Regions from separate parts of the Homo sapiens genome. Here all the other regions are linked to region 1. The links are chromatin loops, found by intact Hi-C in ENCODE. Cell type or tissue: dorsolateral prefrontal cortex. All regions are shown on one strand. Each heading gives the region's core, and the rest is flanking DNA. Links, peaks and the distances in the headings are about the cores only.

Region 1 (6,960 bases), core at 2,623-5,122:
ACACATCTACAACCATCTGATCTTTGACAAACCTGACAAAAACAAGAAATGGGGAAGGGATTTCCTATTTAATAAATGGTGCTGGGAAAACTGGCTAGCCATAGGTAGAAAGCTGAAACTGGATCCCTTCCTTAACACCTTATACAAAAATTAATTCAAGATGGATTAAAGACTTAAATGTTATACCTAAAACCATAAAAACCCTAGAAGAAAACCTAGGCAATACCATTCAGGACATAGGCATGGGCAAGGACTTCAATGACTAAAACACCAAAAGCAAGGGCAACAAAAGCCAAAATAGACAAATGGGATCTAATTAAACTAAAGAGCTTCTGCATGGCAAAAGAAAGTACCATCAGAGTGAACAGGCAACCTACAGAATGGGAGAAAATTTTTGCAATCTACCCATCTGACAAAGGGCTAATATCCAGAGTCTACAAAGAACTTAAACAAATTTACAGAAAAAAATCAAACAACCCCATCAAAAAGTGGGCAAAGGATATGAACAGACGCTTCTCAAAAGAAGACATTTATGCAGCCAAAAAACACATGAAAAAATGCTCGTCATCACTGGTCATCAGAGAAATGCAGATCAAAACCACAATGAGATGCCATCTCACGCCATTTGGAATGGAGATCATTAAAAATTCAAGAAACAACAGATGATGGAGAGGATGTGGAGAAGAAATAGGAACACTTTTACATTGTTGGTGGGAGTGTAAATTAGTTCAACCATTGTGGAAGACAGTGTGGTGATTCCTCAAGGATCTAGAACTGGAAATACCATTTGACTTAGCAAACCCATTGCTGGGTATATACCCAAAGGATTATAAATCATGCCACTATAAAGACACATGCACACGTATGTTTATTGCGGCACTATTCACAATAGCAAAGACTTGGAACCAGCCCAAATGTCTATCAATGATAGACTGGATTAAGGAAATGTGGCACATATACACCATGGAATACTATGCAGCCCTAAAAACGGATGAGTTCATGTCCTTTGCAGGGACATGGATGAAACTGGAAACCATCATTCTCAGCAAACTATCACAAGGACAGAAAACCAAACACTGCATGTTCTCACTTATAGGTGGGAATTGAACAATGAGAACACCTGGACACAGGGTGGGGAACATCACACACTGGGGCCTGTCGGGGGGTGGGAGACTGGGGGACGGATAGCATTAGGAGAAATATCTAATGTAAATGACAAGTTGATGGGTGCAGCAAACCAACATGGCACATGTATACCTATGTACCAAACCTGCACATTGTGCACATGTACCCTAGAACTTAAAGTATAATAAAAAAATAAAAATAAAAAACAGCAACAAAAAAAATCTAAAAAAAAAAAAAAAAAAAAAGAGAGGACCTCCTGTGAGGGCTGTGGGTAGCTTCAGCCCCTCCCTGTTACACCGCAGCGTTCGCGTGGAGGTCACACTCTTCTTGAGCTGCCCTCACCAGTGACTGAGCACCAGGAGGACACTACAGTCCCGAAGCCTGAGGCTCTTCCTGCCCAATCCTTCCTCCCCTTCTCTCTTCTTTGGTGGCAGACCTGCAGCAGGGTCTGAGACTTTCTGGGCCTGCTCCTATTCCCTCACTCCTTTATCCTTCTTAGATGTTTCTTCCAATTAGTCTTTTGTATGTCTAATTTTGTCTTAGCGTCAGCTTCCTGGAAGGCCCAACCTGACATTTCTTTGTTCTCAGGACCCTGACATAATGGAGATGGAACAACCTCTGAAGGTTGTTGTGAGGATTAAATGAGGTATTGTTGAGAAAGGCTTAGCAGAAGGCCAGCACAGAGGAGGAGCTTAGTGATATTATTCCCCAGGTGAGCAGGTGGAGAATGGTATCTGTCAGATGTCAGTTTCATTAGCTGTTGCAACCCAGTGGACTGTCCCTGAATACCTGTCCCCTGGGAGTTTCTTCAGGAATAAGGGACTCAAAATTGGAAATGGGAAGCCCTGGGAAGATGCATCCCAGGCCCTCAGGGAGTGAGCATACGACCTCTGGAAGAAACTCCTGGTTTTGGGGAGGTCCTAGTGCGGAGGGGGAGAAGCCCAAATGGGAGGCTTTGAGCTTTATCCCTCACTGACAACAGCACCGGCCACTCGCTGTAGCTTGGAGGAGAGAGCCAAGGGCAGCAGAACATGGTGAACCTGGGCGTCAGAGTAAAATCCCAGCTCTGCCATTTACTACCTACCCACCAGGGCTGCTGTTAGATTTAAGATGCTAAAGATAGAATGCTGAGCACAGAGTGAATGTCTAAGACCTACTAGTTCCACTCCCCTCCCCGATACCATTTTCATTCTACCGTTCTTGTAACTACTCTGGGTTTGAGAATTATGGCAGGAGACTGTGCTAAGGAGCCAAAGTCTAATCTCTGGATTGCTGAGAATAAAAGGAAGGTCTGGGGAAAGAAAGGAGGGAGGGCAAGTGGGCATGAAGAAGAACAGAGCTTTCATTAGGCAAGTGTTTATGGGCAACCCCCACGTGCCAGGCTCTCTGCTGGGTGTTGGGTTATGCAGGTGATTAGGACACAGGCACTGTTCTTAAGGAGCTCAGGTGCTGAAGGGGAAGTTACTGTTGTGGACTAACTGGTCTGTAAGTCGTACATGGGGTCCCGTACCACAGGCAGGCACAGAGCTTGGCAGCAGTGCGACCCTGGACAGAATTGTTTGTGAAACGTCTCCCCTTCCAGACGAAGTTATTATAGCTCTTGTGATTTTGTGTGGTGCCTAGATTTCCCCCGTTGTACACTCAGTTCAGGAGTACTTACTCAAGTCTCACTCAAGGGCATGGGGACCCCAAACACCTTGTTCATGTGCACCCCAGGGCCCAGCACACTGTAGGCAGATGTGTGTTGACTGAGTGGTCTTCAGTTTCCTTATTTTAAGATGAAGATAATGTTGATCTTAACAGGCTGTTGTGTGGATTAAATGAAGTAATGTTTATCAAGTGTAAATCGCCTTCCAAATGTTATTATTGTAGACTTTTCAAATTGGTGCAGTCTCTTGTGGATTAAGCCAGTGACTTGAGCAGTCATTCTATACCTTCCTCATGGCTATTTTGAAGATTAAATAAATTAATATAAATAAAATGCTTAGAACAAGGCTTATCACATCACAAACACTCAAAAAGTGTTAGCTAAATCAACAAGGATAAAATTTCAGGTATGCAAGATGATTAAGTTTTAGAGATCTCTATATAGGTGTAGTATATAGTTAATACTGCTGTATTGTGTACTGGAAAATCCATTAAGAGGGTAGGTCTTATGTTAAGTGTTCTTTTTTTTTTTTTTTTGAGATGGAGTCTCACTCTGTCGCCCAGGCTGGAGTGCAGTGGTGCGATCTCAGCTTGCTGCAACCTCCACCTCCCGGGTTCAAGCAATTCTCCTGCTTCAGCCTCCTCAGTAGCTGGGACTACAGGCATGCGCCACCATGCCCAGCTAATTTGCGTACTTTTAGTAGAGATGGGGTTTTACCATGTTGGCCAGGCTGGTCTTGAACTCCTGGCCTCAAGTAATCTGCCCGCCTAGGCCTCCCAAAGTGCTGGGATTACAGACATGAGCCACCGCGCCTGGCACGTGTTCTTGCCACAATTAAAAACAAACAAACAAACAAACAAACAAATGTAAAGGAAAAAATATAAGTAAGAAAAAATCGAGGCAGTGTTACAGCTTGTCAGAGTGCTCAGAACAAATGCTGTATAACTTCTAGAATTTATCATCTACATTGGTTTATAACCATTTACTATTTCAAAAGTGGTGACAAAAGGTGGTGGTGGGAGATATTAGGTACTTTAAGTATTATCTTCGTTGCCATTCTTCGGTGTCATTTTACCCATTCGAATTCTGAGGTTCAGAGAACTGAAGCCCCTTGCTCGGATTGCAGAGCCTCTCCCCCTTGTACCCGGGAGACTGTTCCTAGTGGCTGTTCTGGGACATTCTCAGAGCGGTTCGCCAGGTGGCGCTCTTCCCCCGGGATAGGATCCGGCCAAGACCCACCCCGCGGCAGACGCTAGCCCTTCCTCACTGCAAGAACCTGGCGTTCTACAGCCAGCAGGGGTTTTGAGCGTGTCTAAGCTCTCATTTTAGAGGGAGAGAAATAAAGCTCTGCGAGAGTATGTCCCTGGGCTCAGAGCCACCCACAGGCTCCAGGTGGTGCTGGGGCGGAGTCCCAGTTTATCCAGTGACGAATCCCATTTGCCTCTTACCTCCCTGCGGCATCCTGACCTAGCTCCCCACGCCCACCTGAGCCCCTTCCTTGCAGACACCATGTCATGCCTGGCTGCAGCTGGGCAGAGCGAAGTGCTTCTCTGCCGAGCTGTCGCAAAGCTCCACTATCTAGGAGTAGAGCGAGTGTTTGGGAGCAGGGCAAGCGTTTAGGCAGGCTGGGGAGGGGTGAGGGGGATACCCAGGGACGCACCCTCCCGTTTCTCATTCGTCTCTAGCTGCAGTCAGAAGCAGTGTATGCACTGCTAAGGCCAGGGCCCCTGGAGTCAAACTGCCTTCGCGGAAACCCTTGGCCTCCCCTTACCCAGCAGTGGGCCCTGGGGGCTCACTAAGTTTCCCATCTCTAAAATGGGAATAGTAATACTTACCTCATTGGGTCACCGTGGGGACTCGGTGAACGTACATAAGGCACTGAGGACGGTTGTAAGCACATGATAAGCACAATAAAAATGTTAGCTCTCGGCAAGACGACTCACCAGCACCCTACCTGGATAGAAGAGTTTAGGTGAGAATTTCAGGATGATTCATCATACTCCTCGCCTATTCACTCACCCCACAATATCCTTTCAGAGTAACAACTGCCGTTTATTGGCAGTTATGCCAGGCAGTATGCGAAACCTGTGATTTCCATGATCTCAATTAATCCGCAGATCAACCCTGTGAAGTAGGTACTATTATTGTTCCTCTCTCATGGTTGAGGCTTACACAAGATTAAGTCATTTATCCCAGGTCACGCAGTTAATGACAGAAGTGCGTCCCACGCTCATTCCTGTCTGGTGCCAAAGATGAAGCTTTTTACTACTACTCAATATTCTACCTCCTCTTGAAGCCAGTTAAAAACAACAAACACAGCCCCTCAACAAACACAGGCTCCCAAAGGAGCCACAGGCATCAGCCGTGCTCACTGTAATTCTACAGGACCCACCCCTTACAGAAACCATGGTCTGTAGAGTGAGATTTCTTTCTGCTCTTACGTGGCACAAAAGAGAGAATTTTACAGATGTCTCCCTGCTCCCCTGCAAAGTGCTTTGACTGACACAGAGGCCTCTACACATTAAAGCTAAGTTAGCCATGGAGCCTTTAAGGGCCACCTTCCCCTCTTCCTGTTTCTTCTGAACCTCAAGGCCACCCATCTGGGCAGGCGGGGGACCTGCATCTCAGGCATGTGCGTTAACTTAACTTCTGGGCCATCCCGGATGTAATGCAAGGGCTCAGTGACTCAGGCCAGTCTATCTGGGATTTGTCCTCTCTTGGCATGTGAGAGTCTGTGCAGCATTGACATCTTTTGGCCATGAATGAAACAACAGGAACCAACCTACAAATGCAGAATCCCAGAAAGTCAGGGCCGGAAGAGGCTGTAGGAAGTTAAAAAACGAAACTTCACCAAGGGAAGGGTCTTGATGAGGATCACATTGAGAGGAAGGAAGGTGACCAGATTTAAGCCCTTTTTTAACTTCCATACCTTCCTGGTACCCTCTGCTCCCAGAGGTGCTGAGCTGGGAGGGGTGGGAGTGGGCAGCCAGGTTGCTAAGCTTGTGCATTCAGTCAGGTGTCTCTTTCTTCCCCTCCCCAGCATGTGATTATCCTCTAAAACAAGACTTCTCAACCTCAGCATAGCCCAGACATTTAGGGTTGGATCATTCCTTGTTGTGGCAGCGGTCCTGTGCATTGTCTGATGCTGAGCACAATATTTGTCCACTACCCACCACCCACTGGTTTCCAGTAACACTTCCTTCTCCCACTCTGTTGCATGACAACCAAAAATGTCTTCAAACATCATGAAATATCTCCTGGGGGACAAAATTTCTCCCCTCTCTCCCTTCTGTTGAGAACCACTACTCCAAAAGCAGACTCCTTCCTCCTTCCCTTCCTGGAACACATCTTAAGAGCTTGGTATATGCCATGCTTTGCTGGCTCATGAATCAAGCCCTGGCTCTGTCCTTAAACAATTCAGAGTCTAGCTGAGGAGACAAGGCCCACACAGGTGGCAAAGATGGGAAGCCTCTCCACAGAGACAAGGGCGAGGTGCCCAAAGGAGCACAGGGGCAGATGCCTCACTGTCTGGGGAGATGTGAGGAAGCGTCACAGAAGGACAGATGGCAATTTCTCAGGCAGGCAAGGTGGGTAAAGGACATTCCAGGCAGAAGAAATGGAATGTACAAAGGTAAAGAGTTGTGAAGTGTGAAGTTTTGGGGAAAAATATTTTAGTATGACTGTACTCCAGAGTGCACATGAGGAGAGATTAAGGAAAGGGGCTGGAGAGTCAGGCAGCACAAGTTGATGATAGTGTTGTTGGTGGTGGTGATGATGGTGGTGATGATGAAGATGATGATGGTGGTGGTGACGATGGTGGCTAACACATATAGAGCACTTAGCGTATGCCAGACATTGTTCCAAGTATTTCTCATACATTATCTCTTAATTTTCATGGCAATCCTTTGAGGAAGGTGCTATCATTACCTCAGTTTACATATGGGAAAAATGTTGCAGAGAGATGAAGTAACATGCCAAAGTCACATAGCTTGTGAAGGTTCCTTGTGAGCCCTGAGAAATTTGGCTATGGAGAGCTAAGGGTGTTTGTTTGTTTTTGAGATAGAGTCTCACTCTGTCGCCCAGGCTAGAGTGCACTGGTGTGATGTTGGCTCACCGCAACCTCCGCCTCCCAGGTTCAATCTCCTGCCTCAGCCTCCTGAGTAGCAGGGATTACAGGTGTGTGCCAC
Region 2 (6,960 bases), core at 1,794-4,293, 330 kb after region 1:
AGCTGTCGAGAAGAACACAGGCAGGGCCTTTTGCGCCATGGTATCCATTTTGAAGTTATTCTAAGAACAATGAGAAGCCCTTGGAAGGTTGCAATAGGGGCATTACTTGATTCTACTTATTATTGTTAAAAAATTAATGGCTGGGTGTGGTGGCTCATGCCTGTAATCCCAGCACTTTGGGAGACCAAGCCGGGAGGATCTCTTGAGGCCAGGAGTTTGAGACCAGCCTGGGCAACAGAATGAGATCTTATCTCTACTAAAAAAATAAAAATAAAAAATTAGCTAGGTGTGGTAGTGCACGCCTGTAGTCCCAGCTACTTAAGAGGCAGAGGCAAGAAGATCACTTGAGCCCAGGAATTTAAGGCTGCCGTGAGCCAGTATTGTGCCACTGCCCTCCAGCCTGGGTGACAGAATGAGACATTGTCTAATAATAATAATAATAGTAATAATTCATCATCTCTGGCTCTGGACCACAGCCACTTTTTAACAACGGAGGGCTTGCATGATAATTGAGGATTAAAGTGCTGCAGGGGCCACGATGCTATGTCATGAATCCCAGATTACAGTGAACCTGCTTCTCTTTATCTGAGGGCCGATGCAAGAGGAAGAGTATTATTATTATTATTATCATTATTATTATTTTTCGAGATGAAGTCTTGCTTTGTCACCCAGGCTAGAGTGCAGTGGCGCAGTCTTGGCTCACTGCAACCTCTGCCTCCCGGGCTCAAGCAATTCTTCTGTCCCAGCCTCCCAAGTAGCTGGGATTACAGGCGACCATCCCCGTGCCTGGCTAATTGTTTGTATTTTTAATAGAGATGAGTTTTCACCATGTTGGCCAGGCTGGTCCCGAACTCCTGACCTCAAGTGATCTACCCGCCTCGGCCTCCCAAAGTGCTGGGATTACAGGTGTGAGCCACCGGGCCTGGCCAGGAGGAAGTATTATTATTAGTGTTTCGGAGCCTTGAGTGCCCCCATTCAGTGATGTTTCCGGACTTCCAGCTCTGCTTCCCTTCTCCATCCAGACATCCACACATGGTCCGTCTGACCCACTGAGAGATTGATTCAAATTCCTCCTAACATGGAGATCAATGGCCCCTGCATGTCACAGAGCTGCAGACTTCCCTTCCCGGGCAACTCAGAGTCCAGTCATCCGTGGAACAAGATTTTCCTTCTTCATTTGCCAGTTATTGTAACTGGACATAAACTAGTGCTTAGAGGTCTTTAATCTTCTGATAAATAGCATGACCCTTTTTGCTTTATACCATGCTGTCGAGAAATGTATTAAGGACTTGGTTGGTTACCAGTGACAACAACCCAACTTAGCCTGGTTTGTATCACAAGGCATGCTTTTTGCCCCCATCTGTATGAAAAGTCCAGAGATAAAAATGGATTTAAGCAGGCTGGGCCCAAGTATTCCAAGGATGTCAACAGGATTGGGTCTCTCCACTTCTCAGCCCTGCGTTCCTTCACACTGTACTCTCAGGCTGATTCTTCTCAAGTGATGGCAAAGATGGCCCAAAGCAGTTCTAGACTTGCGTCCTAGCATTTAGCTACCCCAGTAGAAAAAACTGTCTCTCTTTCCCAGTGAATGAGTCAGAGTCCCAGGATTGCCTCTGATTGGCCTAGCTTGAGTCACATGCTTACCATGAACCAATCACTCAGTGGAGGGTGGGTCTTACTGTCATTGACCAGATCTGGCTACTTGCCCAGTCTTGAGCTAGATTTGGGATTAGCCTTGCCTGACCACATGGTTGAGAGTAGATTAAGGGCTGTTTCCCAAAATGAATAGATGAGTTCTATTATTGGAAGGATGATGCTGGGGCCAGGTGTGGTGGCTCAATCCTGTAATCCCAGCACTTTGGGAGGTAGGGAGGGAGGTTCACTTGAGGGTAGGAGTTTGAGACCAACCTGGGTAACATAGTGAGACTCTGTCACTACAGACACACACACACACACACACACACACACACACACACACACACACACACACACACAATGAGGCAGGCATGGTGGCGTGAGCCTGTAATTCCTGCTACTTGGGAGGCTGAGGTAGGAGGATCTCACTTGAGCCCAGGAGTTTGAGGCTGCAGTGAGCTGTGATCACACCACTGCCCTCTAGTCTGGGCAACAGAGTGCGATCCTGCCTCTTGAAAGAAAGAACAAAGATGCTGAGCAGGCAAAGCCCAGAGAGCTTATCAAGAGCTCCAGTCTCCAGAGGACACTCTTGAGAAACACATTCATAGCATGGACATTCTCGCATCCCTTCCCCAGGTCCACAGGCCCCTGTCGACTGCAGGATCACACCCCTGTCTCCAGGTAAATGCTTTGTCTTTCCACAGCACCCATCCCCAAAAAGGAGTACAGCCACCCTGGTGGATATGAATGAGGACTCCAAGGCTAGGCTGCCTGGGTTTAAATCCCAGCTTCCCTCCTTTCTCACTGAAAGACCTCGGGAAAGTGAACACTTCAGTTCTCATTTCTAAAGTAGGGACAGTAACAGCCCTGCCTTGTAGGCTTGCTGTTGGGACAGCATCTGACACAGAGAAACCCCCAATAAATGTAGCTGCTATAGTTGTGATCTTGCCTTTTGGAGAGTCTTGATTCCAGTGCCCCAGTCCCAAAGCTGCATTCACCATTTTCTCCATATAGACAGGTAAATATGTTCATCTTGAGCACTTACTATGTGCTAGGCACTGTTTTAAGCAATTTTTCATAGACAGTCTCATTCTCTTGCAACAGACAGCTATAAGATATAAACTATTATTAGTCCTGTGAGGTTCAGAGAGGTAAAGTAATTTTCCCAAGATCACAGTAGTAAGTGGTAAACCCCAATGCATGCAGATCAACTCACACAACATGAGTGGCCAGCTACCTCCATTCCCCACATTAATTTCTTTGTTTCCAACATGTCTGGCCAAGGTCTCCATTTCCAGTGATGCCAAACACAGAGATACCTGTGTTTCTGGTAGACCCAGCAGGACAGAGGTTCCTGGTCACCATCCCTTCCTTGGCCTCCAGATACAGACATAATATATGTGGCTGCAGGATCCCAGATCGGGTGAATTCGACATTTTGTCCCCTATAGGCCCAGCACAGGCCCCTGCACATAGTGCTTACTAAATGATGGGTTAGAAGAAAAGATGAGAAGTAAATAAATTACGCATGAGTGGGATGATCGCCTATCTGCATTTCCCTCTCAAAGCGCGAGCCCACATCCAGCCTGATACTCTGCTGCCCTCATGTGGTCATTTGTAAGATGGCAGGCAGGGTAAGCAGCCTCTAATTTTTGTTATCAAAATTTTCAGATTTACAGAATGCAGAGAATAGCACAGTTAACCCATTATGTCTATCATCTAGTTTTAAAAATTATTCACATTTTTATGAGTTTGCTTTACCTCTGTTTTTGAATTTCAAAAAAATCGCTAACACCATGACATTTTACCCTGAAACATATCAGTATATGTCTCTAAAAATGACATTTTCCTGCATAATGATGACAATCTCATGATCACACTGAATAAAACTAATGACAATTTCTCAATAACATGTTACCTAATCCATATTCCATTTTCCTTGATTGTTCCAAAAATGTCATTTAAAAGTTGCTTTGTTCAAATCAGCATCCCGTCTAATGAGTATTGTCTCTTAATTTTTCTAGAGTATGCCCCGTCATGACTGGCTGAGCTTGTTTTCTGGTGAAATGCCCCACAACCAGCATTTGCCTGACTGCTTCCTTGAGTTGTCAGTTCACTGGTTGCTGTCCTCCCCTGTATGTTTTTTTATTTTATTCTATTTATTTTTTTGAGATAGGGTGTCATTCCATCGCCCAGGCTGGAGTGCAGTGGTGCAATCACGGCTCAATGCAACCTTGCCTTTCTGGACTTAGATGATTTTCCCACCTCAGCCTCCTGAGTAGCCAGGACTACAGGTGTGCACCACCATCCCTGATTAATTTTTTGTATTTTTTTTTTTTCTTTTGGTAGAGACTGGGGTGGGGGCTGAATCTCACTACGTTGCCCAGGCTGGTCTCAAACTCCTGGGATCATACTTGGCCTTCCAAAGTGCTGAGATTACAGGCGTGAGCCACCCTGCCTGATCCTACTCTGTATGTCTTTTAAATGGCAAGTTGGATCTACACCTTTGATTAGATTCAGTTTCACCATTTTTGGAGAGTACACTTCCTAGGTGACGTGCACTTCATATTACATCACATCAGGAGGTACCCACTGCTTGGTGCCCACTTTTAGGATCAAAAAACTTGATGAATAAGTTCAGGTGGGTTCATCCTCATCTTTCTCTGTGAGTAACAAGTGAACTTGTTGGCCTGATAATTTGGGGACCTGATACATATCCAGTTCCCCAAGAACCACTCTCAGAACTGTTTTATCACCCATTGGTGATCATTGCTTGAAACAATAATATTTCATTAGAATCTGCAAAATGGTGAGTTTCTAATTTTATCATTTCCTCTATATGTTTTAGCTACTAATTGAATACTTATCCACAAGAGCTAGTATTTCTCTAAACATAGCTTATTCTGAAAAGGAGGAATAAATGCTTAATTCTTTTCTATTATTCATCAACTTTCAGAGTAAGAAGCTGATACAATGACAACCCCCAGTGGCAGTAAATGAAGGCTTTCCTTTGTTTTGCTGAGATTAATTATAACTTTCTCGATGTAAAAATATCCAGTGCATTTCAATCCATTGCAATTGATGTTCTTTTTATTGCTTAAGTGCGTAGAAGCAAGTTCAAGCTGCCTCTTACATCCACTAGTTTTCAACTTCTTTACTGGGGGCACAATAAGATGTTCTAGGCTCATCTTGTACCTGCCCTGCCCCAGACCTAAAACCAAACATTTCTCCAAGAAACACTGTTTCCTTTTAGTGGGGATGGTATTTAGAGACCACACTCCACACACGGCAAGTGGGAGAGCTGAGATTTGGACCCAGGCAGTCTGACTTCAGAGTTGGCGCTCTTAACCTTTGTACCCTCTGGTCAACATATTTATTAGTGATGATAACAGTAATAATTACAACTGTAACTCCCACTGCCATACGCAGCCGTTCACCATGTGACAGGTGCTCTGCTAGGTGATTTCCAGCCTTTTTAAAAGAGCTAATCCTTATAACAGCCCTCTAAGTCAGTCATTATTATTTCAATCTTACAGAAGAGGAAAATAAGGCTCAGAGAAATGAGTGTCTTATCCGAGACCAGATGGTAAGTGACAGAGCATGGATTCAGATTTCTGTCTGTGTGACTCTACATCATGTTCCCTTCGTTGCTGTAAACTATATCAATTGGTGACAATTCTGTCTCCTTTCAACGGTTCTTTGCTTGGCTCCCTGAGCCCTGGCACTCCTATGTCCCAGGGCCCCAGGCTCAGGCATGTGTTTGGTGTCTTTCTGGGTAACTCACCCAGAGAACATTTGTTGGGTCCCCGCTACATTTGTGGGGTCTATCCAGGTCACTCACAGCTGTGCTAGGGCACAGAGGAGTTGGGAAGAGAAAGGCTGGTTCTGTCTCCTCCAGGAACCCATGGTTTAGTGAGGGAGACTAAACAGTTGCTATTAGTGTGTTTGTGCTATAACATGAGGTGTAACCTGCTTTCACTCTCCCAGAGGAGCAGTCAGCTCTCCTCTGGGGCTCTGGGAAACCAAATAAGCTTTAACAACCAAAAAAGTAGGGCGTCCAGATGCCATGACAGATGGTGGGAGAGATTTTCTGGTACAGGACTCAGCCACACACCTTTCAAATGGTTGCAGGTTGGTGGCTGCCTCTTTGTAAGGAAGAATGGCTAGGAGCCTATGGAGGCAGGAGGAGTTGCACGGGCCAGCCCCTGGCACCCGTAATCGGAATTATGCACCAGAATGGAAGCAGAGCAGAGACAGGCACAGGGGTCTAACAGAGCAGGAGAGGATGCTGGGAGTTGGCTATGGGAAAGATGAAGGACCAGCAGGACTGGGGCTCCAGCCACTCTGTATCTGGGGGCTCCTGAGCCAGGCTCCGGGCAAGTGGAAGACTCCTGTACAGGGTCACCATGGTTTTTAATCATTGCATCAGTAAACCATTGCTGTGGAACAACCCATGCCCACAGTTAGAGGCTTAAGAGAATAAACATTTATTATTTGCCATGATCCCGTGGGTATGTTGAGCAGTTTTCTGGTCAGGGCTGGCTGAGCTGATCTCTGCAGTAAGCAGGTGCTTTGGCTGGGGCTGGATAGTCTAGGATGACCTCACTTATGTATTGTAGGTGGTTTGATGTTGGCTGGGGTGGCAAGGTAACTTGGCTGTCTGTCTCTGATCACCCAGGAGGATCACAAGCTGGGGCTTATTCACATGGTGGCTATTAGTGCACAAGCCTCTGCTTGGGTCACCTTTGTTAATGTCCTGTTGGCCAAAGCAAATCACAAGATCAACCCCAGATTCAAGGAGTGGAGCCACAGACCCACCTGTTGCTGGAAGGAGTCCCATGGAAACAAAGTGTGGATAGGCAGGGGAAAAATTTATAAGCATTTTTGCAACCTGCTTACTTGCAGGCGCCCATTCCCTCTTTTTCTGTATGTCACACCCTGTTGTTCATTTGGGGCATCACTCCCACTCCCAAACTCACACTTAGATAATCTGAGGCACAGCGATTGGTTCAAGGATGGGCATGTGACCCAATTCTGGCCAGTGAGACTTGCTCCTGGTACTTTTGCTGAGAACTGTTGGGAATGAGGTCCGTCCTTTCTGCTGAGGCAGCTGTGCTAATAGAATGCAGGCCTGGAGCTTCTGGAGCCATGTTTGCCTCTCATGGGGGGAGCCTGCATGAGCGTTAAGTCGACAGTGAGGGAAGAAGATATAAGGCATTAAGAAAGAGTGATTATGGCCAGGCGCGGTGGCTCACGCCTGTAATCCCAGCACTTTGGAAGGCTGAGGCTGGGAGTTCACGAGGTCAGGAGTTCAAGACCAGCCTAA
Region 3 (6,960 bases), core at 2,694-5,193, 310 kb after region 1:
GTGGAGGGGTCATGTGGTCAGCCCACACATGTAGGTATTTGCAGATAGACCCCAAAAAAATCAGTCACAGTGGGAACACACAATTTATGAATTTATTTCAGCAAAAATCCTGATGCCTCTTTTCTGCAAATTCCATTCAGTTCAGCAGATAGCTCGGGGCACTGTGGTGGAATTGAGAAGGTCAGGGAAGTGGAAGGCTGGCGTAGGTAGACAAAGAAGTTATGGTCCCCTGACTTCTAGGAGGACCATATCTTCTGCCTCTCTTTTCCTCTCCCTTGTCCCCCGCCCTCACCTCCTTTGTTCTTGTTCTTTCTTTCTAAGTACTGCTTCCTTTCCAATACCTATGCTTTGGTCCTGCTGGGGCACCCACAAGCACTGCTTAGCTTGGCTGGTGGCACTAGGATCTGAATCACTGGTGGTCCCTAGTCATAATCCATTCCCAACACACGGTCCCTCTCCCTCTCCCCTCACCACTTCTAGCCCTTCAGACTCTTGGTGACCTCTGTAGGATGCAGCCAAATCTCCTGTGTATAGAACCTCTTATCTTCAAGGTGCTTTCAAACCCACTTGAAGCAAAGGTAAAGGGTGGGCAAAGGATCTTGCTTAAACCCGCTTCACAGATTAATAAAGTGGGCTTGAGAGAGGACACAGGAAAGCACGCGGCAGACACAGGGCAAGAACTCACCTTCCTGAAACACAACCTAATCCCCTTTTCACCACACCAGAGCCTCCCTGAAGTGGGAAAGGTACCAAATGCACAAAAGGGCTGTCCAGCCATGCAGTGTTTACTCTTGAATGACTAGTTTTCCAAGATCCAAAAAAGCCTCGCAGAAGGAGCCCTCTTCTGGGGAGATTGGGGGTTGGGTGGCAACGTTAGAGTGTCTTCAGTTCCCAGGGGACCCCAACTGTGCTTGCAGGGTGCTGGTAACTTTGGTACAGTCAAGCCTCAAAGCTTCAGACCAATTAGAAGCCCCTCAGAATCATGGAAAAGTCTGAACTGCTTCAGAGGGTATCATGAGCCCAACTAACCATCACCAAAGCGTTTCCAGGGTTGGAATCCTGTAGGCCTTGACTTAGCATGTAGACCAGATGCATTTTGCGGTTGGCGGCACAGCTGTCTGTGGCCTGGAAGCACCGTGCTCCAAATGCTTTCATGTTTACAGATTAGACCTCCCCCTGCTGCTGAGCTGTGTGCTGAGCCAGCTCTTTCATTATGGAATTGTAGGGTCTGGCTGAATGAGGCTTTACTGTACCCGCTCCTTAGACTAGCGTGTAGTGTGTGGCATGGGGTTGACTCACCCATTCTGAGACTTGCCAGGCTTGACCTCTGCCCCATGCCCCTCGCCCCCTGGCTCCTTTGCAGAGTGCGGTTACGATCTGATGGAGCAGCCATCCCCAGACGCCGAAGCGGGGGCGACACACACAGCCCGCCCCGGGGCCTGGGCCCCAGCATAGACACACCACCCCGGGCTGCTGCCTGCCCCAGCAGCCCCCACAAAATCCCCCTCACCCGGGGGAGGATCGAGAGCCCTGAGAAGCGGAGGATGGCGACGTTCGGGAGCGCTGGCAGCATCAACTACCCTGACAAGAAGGCGCTCTCCGAAGGGCACTCGATGAGGTCGACCTGCGGTTCCACCAGGCACAGCAGCCTAGGGGACCACAAGTCCCTGGAGGCCGAGGCCCTGGCAGAAGTAAGGGCCAGCGGGAAGGCAGGCTGGGCAGCCAAAAGCCCCAGAGGGCAGCGGGTGGGAATCCGTGGAGCGGGGAGCCACCTTGGCCTTTATGCCAGGCTCATGGCTAAGCCAGAGAACAGGAGAGTGAGTGGCCTCCCCGTCCCTTGCTGGGCTTCCCGTGGGAGTGGAGACTGGTTGGGAGCAGCCACTGCTAGGGTTCCGATAGAGGCTGAACACCCCCAGTGTCCAGGGCTGGAGAGGGCATTGGCCAGATTATGGGGCTGGGGTAATGGCAGGTCACTACACAAAATGATACGATTCAGTTTTTGACTCATTCATTCACTCATTCATTCATTTCTCTCTTCATTCATCAATTCATTCACTGGCAAATATTGATTGAGCATCTATCATGTGGCCGTCACCATGCTAGCCACCAACAGTAAAATGGAGATCTAAAATGGACTCAGGCCCTGCCCACATGGAGCTTACAGTTTAGAGAAGAAAGAGACATCAACAAACACACACACACAGTTGTGAAATAGTTGTTTGGTTGGGTGCCTTTAAGGAATGGTCCAAAGTATTTTGAGAGCCTAAAATGTGAGGATTGCACCTAGGCAGGGAGAGACTTCTCTGGAGAGGACTTGACCTGAGACCCAAAGGGTGGGCAGAGCTAAATAGCCGAAGCTGCAAGAGAAGAATGTTCCAGGTTCTTCTCAAGTGCTTAGAGGGTTGGCTTTTGTTTGTTTGTTTTGTATTTGGATGAAAAATCTATATGATTTTTACATTTGCCAAATGAATAGAACTGTGATTTGTTTAACAGTTTGCATAGCCGGTTTCATGGGTTTTTTGACAGTTCTATCATATTTTGAGAAGTTTCCATTTTTTTTGTCTCTGGAATTTGGTGTGGGGGCCCATTATGTACCCTCTCCCTAGTGTTCTCTCCCACATAAGGTAACAGAGACAATCAGAACCTTCTGGTCTGTGAGAATTTTACTGTGGAGAGTAGCCTTTGAATCGCTGTTCAAAAGGAGAAGGAAGAAGGGCAGGGAGTCATGAGCTGTGTTCTAGAGGAGGCCAGGCAGGGTTCCCAGGGAATACACAACACAGAAACAGCTCACCTAGCAATGAGTACTCCTGTTCACACCAGCAGGCTCTAGTTTGGCCCCATGCCCATTCCCAGGGGTCCCTGAAGATCAGTGCCTTCCGAGGAGGCATGCCAGCTGCTGGTCCCCCCCATACTTGAGGAAACATCACCCTAGCACCCACCATCATCTGGAAACTCTACCAGTCTAGAAAGTTCTACCAGTTATGATAGAGGATGGCCTGAGGCCTGCCCCAGGGCCCTTTACATTTATAAAGAATCAAATGCAGTCTAGAAAACTGTTTCTAAAAGTAGCTCTCACAGCAGATTAGTCCCACAGGATGCTAGGGAGTGGGTAGGGAATACATGTTCTGTGGTCAGCAAGGTTTGGGGAATGCTGCTCTGACAAAGTTGAGTGGCTTCTCTGTAAGACTTATAAAACCTTTAAAGCAGGCACCCCCAGCCCCCGGGCCATGGATGGATCTGTGGCCTGTTAGGAACCAGGCTGCACAGTAGGAGGTGAGCAGCGGGAGCCAGCATTATTGCGTGAGCTCTGCCTCCTGTCAGATCAGCGGGGGCATTAGATCTTCACAGGCCGTGAACCCTGTTGTGAACTGCGCATGTGAGGGATCTAGGTAGTGCTCTCCTGAGGAGAATCTAATGCCTGATCTGAAGTGGAGCAGTTTCATCCGAAAGCATCCTCCTGACCCCCCATCTGTGGAAAAATTGTCTTCCACGTAAACGGTCCCTGGTGCCAAAAAGGTTGGGGACTGCTGCTTTAAAAGATGTGCACTGTGAATCTCCAAGAAAGAAAACAGGGCATGCCCCATATCCCAGACTTCTGTGACCTTTATTCATGGAGCGTTTTGCACGACCTGCCCCTGGAATGCACTTGGGGCCTGCTGCATGTGTTCTCAGTTTGCAGATGGATCTGCACCCTGTCTAGTTTGACAGCTGCCATCCAAGACCCCCTTTCACTAACAGAGGTCAAATAGGGAATTGTAGTAAATGATATGTAAGTAACCCACTGCCACTGGAGAGTTTCCAGCCTCAGCATTGGCTCTGATGAGCCCTTGACTTTGCAGGCTGCAAAGGGGAGTGGCAGCTGAAGAACCCCAGGTAGTAGGCCGAGTGACCCAAATTTCTTTGGTCTCAAAATGTCCCTTAGGATTTAGATGTGAACCCACTTAAAGAGGCTGTTTGGGGAACTTGCAACATGACCATCCAAAGTGGGAAGATCGAATTGGGGAGGAGATGAAAAGCAATCACGGTCCCCACTCTGTCTCCCAGGGCCTCTCTGCCGCTCAGCTCTGGAGACTCACAGCGCCACCTCTCGGACTAATGCAAGGCTGCAGCCTAAACAACTCAGCTGATCTTTCTCTGAACTTCCTGTCTTTCTGCTTACTCTGCTGGGGTAGAGTGGTGGGGCGGGTGGGGATGGTGGTAGAGGGGCAGTAATTACATTTTATGTGTTAAAGTTTCACCATGCAGCTCATGCTGGACTAGAGCAAATAGAGAGTAGTGAGGTCAATAGGGGGCTTCCTTCAAGCGGAGTGGTTGATGATAGGGCGGCTCGGCTCCAGGAAAGCCGGCTGTGTCACTGCAGGGCTGGCACATGGCAGAGATGGGGAGAGGTCTGCCTTCCCTCCCTTCCTGCAGAAAATTGCCCCCACAGCGCCTCCTTTTGGATAAGGCACAAAACACCCTTTCTTAAAGTTGCCGGTGTTCTGGGGCAACGGATGAAACATCCTGGAGAAGCGTACAAGCTAATATTAGCCATTAGCCAGACATCCATAGTCCCCTAACAAAAAGGACAGGCTGTGACAATGCGGGGAGCAAGAGCTCTGGGCCCTGACCCCAGCCAGATTGAAGCCTGCCATGTGGCCTAGGGCAGGCAGGAAGCCACCTGCAGACAGGGGAGGGAGAGAATGTAAAAGACCAGGGTGCAGAAAGGGGCCGGCCCCAGCATCTCCAGGCTCCAACCCCACCATCTGTTTCACCAGACTCATACTTTTTATTTATTTTTTTTAGGATTTGCAATAAAGCAAGCCTGTCTTAATAGTCATCATTCCTCCATGAGGTTATGCACGGCACCTACCAGTGGTGGCTTAGGCAGTATCCCTCATGGTGCCCTCGATGGCCAAGCCAGCTGGGCTGTGGCTCAGCTGAGCCTGAGCAGGTCCTCTCATGTCTGTCGGATGCGGAGGCATCCCAGTCAACAGTCATGGGAACCCATGGGGCTCTTGGGCTAGAAGGATTTTGAAAACCACCACCTGGCAGTTTACAAAGCTTCATCACATCCATTATCTCACCCCATATTCACAGTAAATGTCTGGGATTGTAATAGATGAACAAAATATGGTGCAGAGTGATTGAGATTTGCTCAGGGTCACACGGCCAGCAACTGGCCACAGATTCTTTTTACTCAAAAGTCCGGGGCCCTGTGGCCTGTCCCAGGGCTCTTGGGTTAAATGCTGCCTTCCAGCTACAGCACCACCTTGGGCATGAGGGGACGGGAGCTGAGGGAAGCTGCCCTGTGGCATGGTGAGCCCGGGCTGCCCTGGGTGGCAGGGGGCTCGCTCTCTCTGAGTCCTTCAGAGTGCTCAATCAGAGTGCTCTCCTCCTGATGAGCTCTCAGATATTATAACATCCTCGGGAATTATGTAGGCAGAAGAAGATTTTTCTGGCCTGTTAAAATTTCCACTTTTTAAAAAAATTTTCTGATTATAATACAGAGAAGAGAGTAGCAGTCCCTCTATTCTGGGATGTGCGCTGTGAACATTCTGATACATAATCTCCAAGAAATTTTTCTGTGAGCAAGGATTTTTAAAAAAATACTGAACTGACTGGGTTCAGACTTGGGCTATGCTGCTAATTAGCTGTGTGACCTTGGGCAAGTTACTTAACCAGTCTGAGCTTCAGTTTCCTCCTGTGTGACATGAGCATAAAGGTAGTTCCTACCTTAGAAGTGTGAGGATTAAATGAATTATTAGGGGGCAGGGTTTGGATTGGTGCTCAGTGTTAGCTATTATTGCTATTGCTATTGTCATTCGTATTTTTGAGTGCTTACTCTGTGCCAGGGGTCAGGCCAGGCTCTTCACAGGGACTGTATCATTTAATGCACTCATCAACTCCCTGAGGTCCATATTATAATTATCTGCCATTTACAAATGAGGATTCTGGGGGCTCAGAGGGATGAGGGAACTTGCATAAGGTCACATAGCAAGGAAGTGGCAGAGCCAGGATTTGAATCCGTGTCTGTCTGACTCCAGAGCCTGCCCTCTTTATCAGTAGTCTGACCTGCCCTTATGAAATCTATTTCCTGTGCAAGGCAGCATGCAGGGGATATCCACATTGGTTCTCCCATGTGGTTATAAGACATCCTGAGGACTTAATCTCCATCCCTGCCGCGAGGCTTCTGGGGAACCTGCCTACGAAGGGAAGCTGCTTAGCAGACAGGAAGGACCTGACTCCAGGTCTCCAGACTGTGCTGACCCCAGCTCCCTCTGTCCCCAGGACATCGAGAAGACCATGAGCACGGCTCTGCACGAGTTGCGGGAACTCGAGAGGCAGAACACGGTCAAGCAGGCGCCAGATGTGGTGCTGGACACCCTGGAGCCCCTGAAGAACCCGCCAGGCCCCGTCAGCTCGGAGCCCGCCAGTCCCCTTCACACCATCGTCATCCGCGACCCCGATGCCGCCATGCGCCGCAGCAGCAGCTCCTCCACCGAGATGATGACCACCTTCAAGCCAGCCCTGTCCGCCCGCCTGGCTGGCGCCCAGCTCCGCCCGCCCCCCATGCGGCCCGTGCGGCCGGTGGTCCAGCACCGGTCCAGCAGCAGCAGCAGCTCGGGCGTGGGCAGCCCGGCCGTGACGCCCACCGAGAAGATGTTCCCCAACAGCTCAGCGGACAAGTCGGGCACCATGTGACCTGCAGGATGGGCCGCGCCGCCGTGGCCCGCTGTGGCTCACCACGGCCCAGGGTGGCCTTGGTGGCTTCCACGTGCTTCCCAGTGACCCTGGCCTTGGAGGGCAGAGGTCCGTCTGGGAGGGTGTGTCTGTGCAGAGCTGAGGCCCGGGCGCTGGCTGCAGCTCACGTCCAGCCATGGGAATCCCACGGACCTCTCGCGTGTCAACAGACGACCAGAGGAGTGCTGGAGCTCCAGCAGCCCCAACCACAGCATTCCCTAACATGGAGGCAAAATA

What was found. Peaks named below come from ENCODE experiments on the same cell type or tissue, not always from the same donor. Only the 100,000 strongest peaks of a DNase experiment are listed, where the experiment ranks them.
Region 2: it touches region 1 in a loop (8-fold over the local background); 107 of 110 quality-filtered maps call a loop at or near these places.
Region 3: a loop joins it to region 1, with 5 times the contacts of the local background. A loop is called at or near these places in 106 of 110 quality-filtered maps.

The regions. Positions count from the first base shown.
Region 1 is chr3:9,299,774-9,306,733 of GRCh38, reverse strand. It overlaps a transcript of SRGAP3 not described here. Among named protein-coding and RNA genes, the nearest start is that of SRGAP3-AS4, 53 kb to the right of the region's middle. RefSeq lists a silencer at 3,874-3,983. In dorsolateral prefrontal cortex, for the core only: CTCF peaks have their summits at 3,775 and 3,975 (motif pointing right); a DNase peak (open chromatin) is centred at 3,993; H3K4me3 peaks cover 732 bases; H3K27ac peaks cover 535 bases.
Region 2 is chr3:8,967,447-8,974,406 of GRCh38, reverse strand. No RefSeq gene overlaps it. Among named protein-coding and RNA genes, the nearest start is that of RAD18, 7.5 kb to the right of the region's middle. RefSeq lists a silencer at 3,108-3,402. In dorsolateral prefrontal cortex, for the core only: CTCF peaks have their summits at 3,046 and 3,245 (motif pointing left); a DNase peak (open chromatin) is centred at 3,216; H3K4me3 peaks cover 439 bases.
Region 3 is chr3:8,985,243-8,992,202 of GRCh38, reverse strand. It overlaps SRGAP3 (SLIT-ROBO Rho GTPase activating protein 3), which reads left to right. Exons shown (of 22, transcript NM_014850.4): 21 at 1,364-1,691; 22 at 6,271-6,960. The coding sequence ends at 6,684. Among named protein-coding and RNA genes, the nearest start is that of RAD18, 25 kb to the right of the region's middle. RefSeq lists enhancers at 4,158-4,658, 4,659-5,159. In dorsolateral prefrontal cortex, for the core only: CTCF peaks have their summits at 3,884 and 4,083; a DNase peak (open chromatin) is centred at 4,082; H3K27ac peaks cover 1,014 bases.